3 separate regions of the Mus musculus genome follow, and regions 2 and 3 are each linked to region 1. The links are chromatin contacts, found by POLR2A ChIA-PET in ENCODE. All regions are on one chromosome and are shown on one strand. Each heading gives the region's core, a stretch centred on a gene start or an enhancer-like site at or near the end of the contact. The rest is flanking DNA. Distances are from core to core; before and after follow the strand shown.

Evidence for each region. ChIA-PET counts read pairs that join two places held with the same protein, here RNA polymerase II (POLR2A).
Region 2: POLR2A ChIA-PET joins it to region 1 with 11 read pairs in embryonic stem cell. The contact joins the promoter of Fbxo47 here to the promoter of Cwc25 in region 1. POLR2A ChIA-PET finds 5 or more read pairs at or near these places in 4 of 5 experiments (Patski and embryonic stem cell).
Region 3: POLR2A ChIA-PET joins it to region 1 with 15 read pairs in embryonic stem cell. The contact joins the promoter of Mllt6 here to the promoter of Cwc25 in region 1. POLR2A ChIA-PET finds 5 or more read pairs at or near these places in 4 of 5 experiments (Patski and embryonic stem cell).

Annotation. Positions count from the first base shown.
Region 1 is chr11:97,765,043-97,768,198 of GRCm38, reverse strand. It overlaps Cwc25 (CWC25 spliceosome-associated protein), which reads left to right and starts at 1,586. Exons shown (of 10, transcript NM_026186.4): 1 at 1,586-1,774. The coding sequence starts at 1,757. It also overlaps the pseudogene Atp5l2-ps.
Region 2 is chr11:97,882,468-97,885,623 of GRCm38, reverse strand. Fbxo47 (F-box protein 47) reads left to right here and starts at 1,470. Exons shown (of 11, transcript NM_001081435.1): 1 at 1,470-1,701.
Region 3 is chr11:97,661,847-97,665,002 of GRCm38, reverse strand. Mllt6 (myeloid/lymphoid or mixed-lineage leukemia; translocated to, 6) reads right to left here and starts at 1,591. Exons shown (of 20, transcript NM_139311.2): 1 at 1,323-1,591; 2 at 1-48. The coding sequence starts at 1,431.

The DNA.
Region 1 (3,156 bases), core at 337-2,836:
GGATTTCAGCAGGGGTTGGGGGAACCAGCTCAACCTTGGTGTAGTGCCAAAATGTGGCCAATCGAGGCTTCGAGTAAGTCACGGCAGCGGCTACCATCGACGGTGCCTTCTCCGCGAAGTTACGGATGAACTTGGCCATGGTCTAAGGTGGAAGGTATGTCTCCCCGAACCACCGGCTGAATTTGTTTTGTTTTTCAAGACAGGGTTTCTCTGTGTAGCCCTGGGTGTCCTGGAACTTACTTTGTAGACCAAGCTGGCCTCAAACTCAGAAATCCACCTGCCTCTGCCTCCCGAGTGCTGGAATTAAAGGCATGTGCCACCACGACCAGCTCGGAGCCAGTGTTCTTAATGGCTGAGCCATCACTCCAGTTCTTTAATTCTAACAACTCAAAAATAAAAACACAAGGGCTGGCGAGATGGCTTGGTGGGTAAGACAACTGACTGCTCTTCAAAAGGTCCTGGTGGCCGGGGGTGGGTGTGGGGGGGTGGGTGGTGGCACACGCCTTTAATCCCAGCACTCAGGAGGCAGAGGCAGGCAGATTTCTGAGTTCGAGGCCAGCCTGGTCTACAGAGTGAGTTCCAGGACAGCCAGGGCTACACAGAGAAACCCTGTCTCTGAAAAACCAAAATAAAAAAGGTCCTGGTGACTCACAAACTCATCCATAATGAGAACTGATACCCTCTTCTGTTGTGTCTAAAGACAGCAACAATGTACTTATTTATATATAAATCTTTTCTTCTTCTTCTTCTTTTCTTTTCTTTCTTTCTTTCTTTCTTTCTTTTTTTTTTTTTTTTTTTTGAGACAAGGTTTCTCTGTGTAGCTCTGACTGTCCTTGGAACTCACTCTGTAGACCAGGCTGGCCTTGAACTCAGAAATCTGCCTGCCTCTGCCTCCCAAGTGCTGGGACCAAAGGCGTGTGCCACTACTGACAGGCCCATAAATAAATCTTAAAAAATAAAAATAAAGACACAAGCTGGCTATAGTTTAGCAAGTCTGTAATTCCAGCATTCTGGTGACAGAAGCAAGTGGTATAGATCTGAGTTCAAGGCCAGCCTGATCTACACTGTCCCCAGATAGCCAGGGTTTTACATAGAAAGACACTGTCTAGGAAACAAAAATAAATAAAATAATAAAAATAGGTATTTCCAGACCAGAATGATCTCAAACTTTGTGCCAGAGCTGGCCAGTTTCCATCTACCAAGCGTGGGAGATGACTGGGGGTGTGCCATGACATCTGGCTTTTGGGATTTTGTTTGATAGCATCTATTTCTATAAAACATGCCGGGAATGAGGGAGCTGGCCGAAAAGCTGGTTTGGAAACCCTGGTGTAGCGGTGAGATGGGGAGGCGGCCTAAGTTGGCAGATACTGAGGTCTTACACTGTCTCGCTTCTACGGCAGAGCCCTGATGCGTTGCCAAGGCAACAGAACCCGCCTATGGCTTTTCAACAGTTGGGGCCAGGGGCTTACGTGAGGCAACCAAAAAGAGGCCACCAAAACTGACGGAGGGTAGAAAGTACTTGCGACTCTAGGTTCACGTAGACTTAGCGCTCATACCAAACGTCATCGAGCCGAGACGCTGACGCAGTCATATGACACCACCCCGGAAGTGCGAGCTAGAGCGGGCGGGGAAAAGGGCAGCTGGTTCCTGTAGGGATTAGGTCCCGAGAGGCCGTCTCTGAACTGTTTCCCTAGGTTTCCTCTCTGCCTTCGCTGAATCTTTCAGGTCCACAGACTGAAGAACCGTCTCCACCATCATGGGAGGCGGAGACCTGGTAAGTGCTAGAGGCCTGGGCAGCGACGACTGAGCCCGAGACCCACAGGCGCCGGGGTGGGGTGAAAGTCGGGGGTAGCAGTCGGTAACCCTGGTAATGAAGTCTTGATTTCAGCACAAGGGGGTGATAAACATGGAGAGGGAGCGGATGGTGAAGCCCACAGAGGGACTGAGATGAGCCTCGGGAAGATGTGCGGCGAGGAATGTTTGCTGTTGTCAGGATTTGCTGATTCGGGGGCTTCCCGGGGGCTCCCAGGAAGTCTAAGGTTAGGGAAGGGACAGTTGAACTCATGGTATGGAAGGAGGTAGATCTTGGGCACGTAGACTTTATTTTGTGTATGTTATCTTCGGACATAGCCTCCCCTGCTCCCCCTTTTTTAGCTAGGAGTTCACAGTTGTATCCTGGACCTGGACTGTTGAAAGGGTGGGCTTCAGTCATTTCCCATCCTGAGCTGTGCCGTTTAGAGGCGTCCATTTCAAATCTTTTCCATCTTTGTTTCCTTCCTTACATCAGTGTTTTGCTTTGATGTGTAGTGAGGAGGCAGCTTTCTTCGGTATCGGTAACACTTTTTTTTTTTTTATGTTAAGTGGCAATTGCTCTTAAGTCCTGTAGTTCGTTTGTGGGGAAGGAATGCCTTAAATAAGGCAGAAATATCCAAGAAGCAGAGAGCTAGATTAGGACACTATTGATCTTCTCAAAGTGAAGGTAATTGAATCAATAAGTACATCAGTTTGGGTATCTGTCCACTAAGCTGAATTTGCCGGGTGTCCTTAATTGGATCAAGTTGCAGGGCTCCATCAAAGTTAGTCTAGTTTAGTATGTGCTTCATGTAACTGTCTATTATGGACAGTGCATTAGTTTACTTCTGTAATAAAACCAAGATCAAAAGCAACTGTCGGAGGAGAAGGCTTCTTGCATCTTACAGGTTATAGCCCATCATTAAGGCAGCTCAAGTTGTAACCCAGAGGCAGGAACTGAAGTAGAAACCATGGAGGGATGCTGCTTACTGGCTTGCTTCTCTTGCCTTACTCAGCTTCCCTTGTTTACACAGGTAGACCACCTACCTAGGGATGGCTCCACCCACAGTGGGCTGGGCCTTCCTCTCTCAGGTCATACTCAAGAACACACACTCACAGACATTCCCACAATCTGATGGAGGCAGTGCCTCAACTGAAGCTGACAACCCAGACTTGCCATCCTTGCCAGGAGACCTGTAATCTGGGTGATTCTGTTGCCTGTGTGGTGGAGTTGTCCTGTAACTTGTATATTCAGCAGCGTCTAGCCACAGGGTGCCCTTAGCACTCTCATGCAATGGTGACATCTGCAAATTTCTCCAGACCCTGGTTGCCATTGGTGCCTTGGGATGGAAAGGAAAATCTATG
Region 2 (3,156 bases), core at 221-2,720, 120 kb before region 1:
TACTAATGCTAATGCTCCCAACATCTAAGAGGTACAGATTTCCAAAAGAAACCTGGAGGAAGATTTAGAAGAGGGAAGTCAGGACTTTGAGGATGCTAGGGGTGGAAACTAGGCTCCAGTGTGTTCTAGGCAAGCATTCTACCGCTAGGCTACTCCAACCCAGGGAAGTCAGGGTATCTGTTATCTACTTTAACTGGTTGTTTGGTTTTCTTGTGTTTCTATGTGGATAGGTGTTTTTCCTGAATATATATGCCTATGTACCTGAGGAGTCTAGGAGGCCTGGACTACAAGAGACCCAGTCTCAAATAATATGTATCATTCTGTTATATCTTTAAGGCCTCCCAGACAGCCTGCCCCACTGCAGGCTTCCATCTGAATCAAGCCCTGCATACTGGATCATGATTTTTGTAATCCCAGCACTGTAACTGGCTCATGCAAGAGTCAGAGGTTTAGGCTAGCCTAGCACTACCCAACAAGACCTTGTCTCAAAGAAAAAGAGAAAAGAAAAAGACACAGAATCTGTAAATAAATGAGAATTTAATATTAAGGGCTTTGGGGGTGGGGTGGTTGAGCCAGATTCTCAAGTAGCTTAGGCTGGTTTAGCCTCCTGCCTCCATCGGGAAATGCCATCACACCAGGCATCTAACAACTTTTTAATGAAAAGCTCTTGTGACAGATCCTGTTGGCCCAGGGGAAGAGTGAATCGGAAACTGCCTTAAAACTGAGTGTAGGGATGGAGAGATGGCTCAGTGGTTAAGAGCACTGACTGCTCTTCCAGAGGTCCTGAGTTCAATTCCCAGCACCCACATGGTGGCTCATAACCATCTGTGATGAGAACTGATGCCCTCTTCTGGGTGTCTGAAGACAGCAAAAGTGGACTCCTAAACGTAAAGTAAATAAAATCTTTTTTTTAAAACCTGAGTGTAAAAAAACGTAGTGGAGCGTATAACTCCTCCAAGTTTGAGATCTCCATTTACAGCCTCCCCACTTACCCTACCATAAGAGCTCCCGTTTCTCCCGTTCAGCAACTTGGTGTCTAAAATGGAGGTAGCACGGGCTTTTAAGGGCCTCACTCCGAATAACATCCCTGAACAGGAGGGCACCATGGGAGCCTCTGCTTAGTATTCATGAGAGGGCGTGGCCTGCTTGGGGGCGTTTCCCGAGAAGGTTCTGGGTATTCATAAGGGAAAGACTGAAGAGCCGAGGTTTCTTTCTATTCGCGAGGGGGTGGGGCCTCCTCCCGTGCGTGGACTCCTGGGAGTGCTCCGAGCGATTCAAGAGAGGAGGCAAAAGAGCCGAGGATCCCGGCGTCTCATCCTTTCTTGAGAGGGTGAGGCTCCGCCCGCAGGGTTCCCGGGAGATCTCTGAATATTCATGAGGGGAGGGGCAGAGGAGGCGAGGCTGCTCGATATTCATGAGGGGGCGGAGCCTCCTCCCGCTGGGGCTCCTGGGAGAATTCTAAAATCTACTTGAGGCGACGGGGGCGCCCGAGAGCTGAGGACGCAGCTCCGGGGCGGAGCGGAGAGAGCGGAGCAGGATCCGCCCCCATTATCTGGCGGGAAAAGCCTGAGGAGATTTTTTTTTTTAATTTTTTATTTATTTTTATTTTTAAGTATTTGTGAAATCTGAGGATGGTGGGACGAGACGACTAAATCCCACTTTCCTGTGATACTGTAGCCGGAAAAACTGTCGAAATCTGTGGTAACAAGTGTTTTATATTCCCCAGTACTTCCGGTAGAAATAATTGCGTGTTTTTCAGCAGGTCCTATTTGATTTTTATGCGGGCCAGTTTCTGCTCTGGTTCCCTAGGTGACCTCTTTGGCGGTGTTTAGCGCTGGCAAAGGAACGTTAAGACAAAGCGCGGTGACTTGCTGGGGTATTTTTTCCCCTCCGGAAGAGGGTGTGGGGGCAGGGACGAGGTCGGCGCCCTTAGACCCGCCCCGTTCTCGGTGCGTGGGCGGGGCAGTGCTGCCTGTCACCGGCTCCTCGGAGGCCGAGGCAGGAGGCTCGAGAGTTCCACGCCCGCCGGGGAGCCACAAGGGAAAAACTGTATCCCATTGTCACAGGGCTTGTGCGCTTCGTACCTTCAGGCTAAGGGGAAAGCAGGAAGAGTTTGGTAGGAAATAGGTACTGTTTCCACAAAATCCTGCGCTCCTCCACCCCTAAAATAGGTCTGAGGGAGGAAAGGGAGACTTAAATGTTGGGGTTTTGTTTTCTTTTGTTTTGTTGGCTTTTTGTTTGTTTGTTAGTTTGTTTCCACTACAGTGTTTCTTTGTGAAACCACCCCAGCTGCTGTGGGACTTGCACTGTTAGACTCCCACAGACCAGGCTGACCTCGAACTCAGCCTTTGTCTCCCTTGTTGCTGGGACTATAGCTGTTCGCCAGTTGAGTCTAAGTTTTGAAATAACTGGGATCAGTTGGTTTTTGTTTTTTTTCTCTCAGAGATTTAAGTGAAAAATTATACATACACGTTATGTCTATACCCTTAATAGGTGATAAAGACCCCTGGGAGGAGGTTGTTTAGCCCCACACTAGTCTGACTAGGATGGAAGTTTCTGGAAGAAAAAGCAAATTTATGTTTTATTATAGTAAAAATACTTGAAAATTCTGTAGTAAGCATGGCAGTGGTGTTGCACGCCCTTAATCTCAACACTTGGTAGGCAGAGGCAGATGGATCTGTGTGACTGGATCTCTGTGAGGCCAGCCTGGTCTACTGAGTGAGTCCCAGGACAGCCAGCATTATTACACAGAGAAAATAAGGAAAAAAAAAAAGGTAAGAAAGAAAGAGAACAAAAGAAAAATTAAAATTAATAACAACCTTTTTAATTAAGTCAATCAGAATTCTTCCACTTGGAATTACATGAGGATATTAAAATACATATTCTTGTAGAAATACATGTATTGGCATTGAATTAAATTGTAATAAGATTACAAAATAGTATGAGTCCTTACTTTTTTGTCGAAAATGAATACATAAATACAATTTTCACAGTAATATAAACACCAAAATACATGAGTGAATTTAGTTTTCTTTCACTTAGCTGTGTTTTATAAAAATAAACATATTGTGTAAAGGTAGCCATTTTCACAATTACTAATCTGAAATTTCACTGAAATCTGAAGTAAAGCGCAACTATAGTCATTTGTTTGTTTGG
Region 3 (3,156 bases), core at 342-2,841, 100 kb after region 1:
TCCTGCAGAACCAGGGTCCTGTTGGCACCTGGACGATGCCATAGCAAGCTAAGGGTGGGGGAAGGAGACTCACTGAGCAAAGCCATCAGCCAATGGTTCCCCCCCCCACAGAGTAACTGGGGGCAGGCAGGGAAGAGACCCAGCCTACTAAAGCCAGCCCAGTAGGTGGGGCTGCTCCCCAGACCCGGGATCACTCAATGGAACAGGACTACAAGAAATGTCCAACCGCATAGAGCCAGCCTTCAATCACACAACCAAGCATTTCAAACAGGGGCAAAAAGTCTGACAGAGTCCTTGACCTTAAACTTCCAAAGATCCTCCATTCTCATCCCACCCCTCTCCCTTTTTTCTGGACCTGAATTCCTCCCCCTCCCCCCCCCCCCCCCCCGCCGCCTCTGCCCTGACCAGTCCCCTAGGCACCAGAACAAGAAATAGTCATGATTGTAACACGTTTTGTTGTTATGAGGGGAGGGGGGGTGCTTCTTAAAGGGCCAGTAAGGGATAAGCCAAGGAAGTCGGGGGTTCAAGGACCTCATCTTCTGCCTCTGTCACACGTACAGGTCAAAAGTGAAAACAGAGGGCAGGTGCGGGGCAGGTACCCAGAGGAGAGTGGCGGGAAAGGCCCGCAGCCACAGCATTAAGGGTTGTCTTGGGAAGGGGGGTGGTGGTGGTTGCCTGTGCCAGACAGGCGGAGATGCCAGCCTGCGCCCTCGGCAAGATTCCTTAAGGAGTTAACTCCCGAACCATGTGCGGCGGCAGGGGGAAACTCCAAACCTCTCTCTCCTCCATTCCGGCCCCCTGTAAAACCGCTCTCCCAGCCTCAGCTCTTCCCCGGAGGGTTTCAGGATCCCTTCTCCCGTGGGACCCTTCTCCTCCCTTCCCAATTCCGCTCCTCCCAGTATCCGGAAGCGAAGGGGGATGACCCCCCCTTGACCTCTTCCTCCCGGAGCGGGAACCAAAATAAACCGGGCGGGAGGGGGGGTTACCTCGCAGGTAAACATTCCCGGGACAGCCCTGACACCGGCGGTGCGGGGCTCAGGGAGTTCACTCCTTGCGCCCTGGACTCTCCCCAAAACTCCTTCAACTTGGGGTGGGGGGCGCGGGACTGAACAATAGGCAAGAAAACAATGCCTGACCCGGTCCTGGAGGACCAGGCTGGGGATGGGGGGGAGCCCACGCCGCCTTTCGCTTCAGGTGGGTGGGGGAGGGGCAGGCGCCCCAGGAGGGCTCCGGAGGGCGCGGCCGAGGGCACCCCGTGCGCGCGCCGCCCCGGGGTCCCGCAGCTCCCCCCCCCCCGCCGGCCGTCTCCCCCCTCCCCTTACCTTGGTGGACGGCCACGCTGCACGCGTGCCCATCGCAGTAGACCAGCGGGTTTTCGGCCCAGCCCCTCTCGTCCGAACATACGCAGCAGCCTCCTACCATCTCCTTCATACTCCCATGAGCTCCCTCCGGGGCTGGGGCTGGGGGCCGGCCGGCGGGGGTCGGGGGTCAGGGGGGGAGGGAGGGAGCGGGGGCCGCGCGCCTCCTCGCCCCCTCCTCCGCCGCCGCCGCCGCCGCTTCTTTTCTTTGCCTCCTCCTTCCTCCTCCTCGGCGTCCTCCTCCTCCTCCTCGCTCGCTCTGTCTGGCCGCCCCCCCCGCCGTGCTCTCGCCCTCATGCCCCGACGGGCCCCCCCCCCCCAACAATGAGACTCGCGCGCCGCGCTCCCCTTCCGCGCCGCTCGCCGGCTACCAGAGCCGCCCGGCCGCGGTGCAAGCAGGGCCCGGCGGGGGAGGCGCCGAGTGGCACATCGCGGGCGCCCGCCCGCCCCGCGCCGCCCGCTCACGCGCCGCCCCCCCGGCCCCCCTGCCCGGCCGCGGCAGCCATGGCCGCGCGCCTCCGCTCGCTCGCTCGCTCCCGGCCCGCCCGCCGCCGGGTAAAGTCTTAGGTTCAGGGAACAAAGCCTGGCTTGGTAGGGAGCTTTTCGCTCGTGCGCTCAGTGCAGCTTTCCCCGTCTTTTCTTTTTCCCTTTATGACTCTAGGTGGGTAGTTCCCGAGTCCTCCCCTCCGTGTCACACTTTGGGTCTCCGGTCTCCCATCCCCCTTCTCTGGGTGTTCTTCAACCCTAGGGAAATCTAGGGAAGATGAAAAAAACCAGGGCTCTTAAAAAGAACTGGAGCGATGTTAAACCATTTACCCGTGCTTGTTCTTGGAATGGGAATGGTGTCTCTGGATGGCAGCTCATGGGTGCTGTCCCTGGAGGTCACTCTGGAGGGTAGACAATGCCACGTGTAAACTTTTACTTACTTTACAAATCTTTTTTGTTAGTTTGAGACAGGATCACCAGTAGCTCCGGTTAGCCTCGAACTCACCACTTAGTGAAGGATGACCTTGAACTCCCAATTCTGCCTCTGCCACCAAAGTGCTAGAGTAAAGGCGTGCACCACCACGCCCCGCACAAAAATTTGTTGAATGCTAGAGTCGGCTGCGCGCCAGAGTAGAGGTATTCCTGCCCTCCAGGAACTTCCCTTTGAAGTCTTCAATGTCAAGGTCTCTAGGCACCTTAGGGGTACAATGAGGTACCCCACCTTAATTCAAGATCTCTGTTCTAAGTCGTAACTCCACCCCTAGCCTCAGGGCGTGCCTTGCGTTTTAAAGTGAGTAAAGCTGCCTCGGAAGTGCTTGCCAACAGAATCACGCCTTGACTTCTGGGCAGGTATAGAATCACAGTAGCGTACAAAAACGCACCACGAAGGATTAAAGTCCCCGAAATTGGGTCTAGGGTTTGATGGAAAGCGACCCAAGACTTCCCCCAGACTGGTATAAGCCCAAAGACGAGATCTGATTCCCCTTTTTTCTTTGCAAGGGGAAAGACGGCGCCCCCACAGGGACCAAAGGTCAAATACCCCCTCAGCGGGAGGTTGGGTGGCAGAGGGGAGAAGGCAGCCCTGGGGGCTTCATCCACACTTCAAAGACCTCTAGGCCGGGAACGCTTCCTGGGGGGGAGGGGCAGAGGGCTCGGAGAGGAGATGGCGGGCTGGGGGATTGAGGGTGGAGGGGGCCGCTCCCCCTTCGGCGCACTGCCCCCCTGGCCGACTCTTCCGCCGGGCCCGCCTCCTTTTCACTAGCACCTGTTCAACCGGAACATCAAGGGGCCAGAGCCTCCGCGTTTCTTTAGT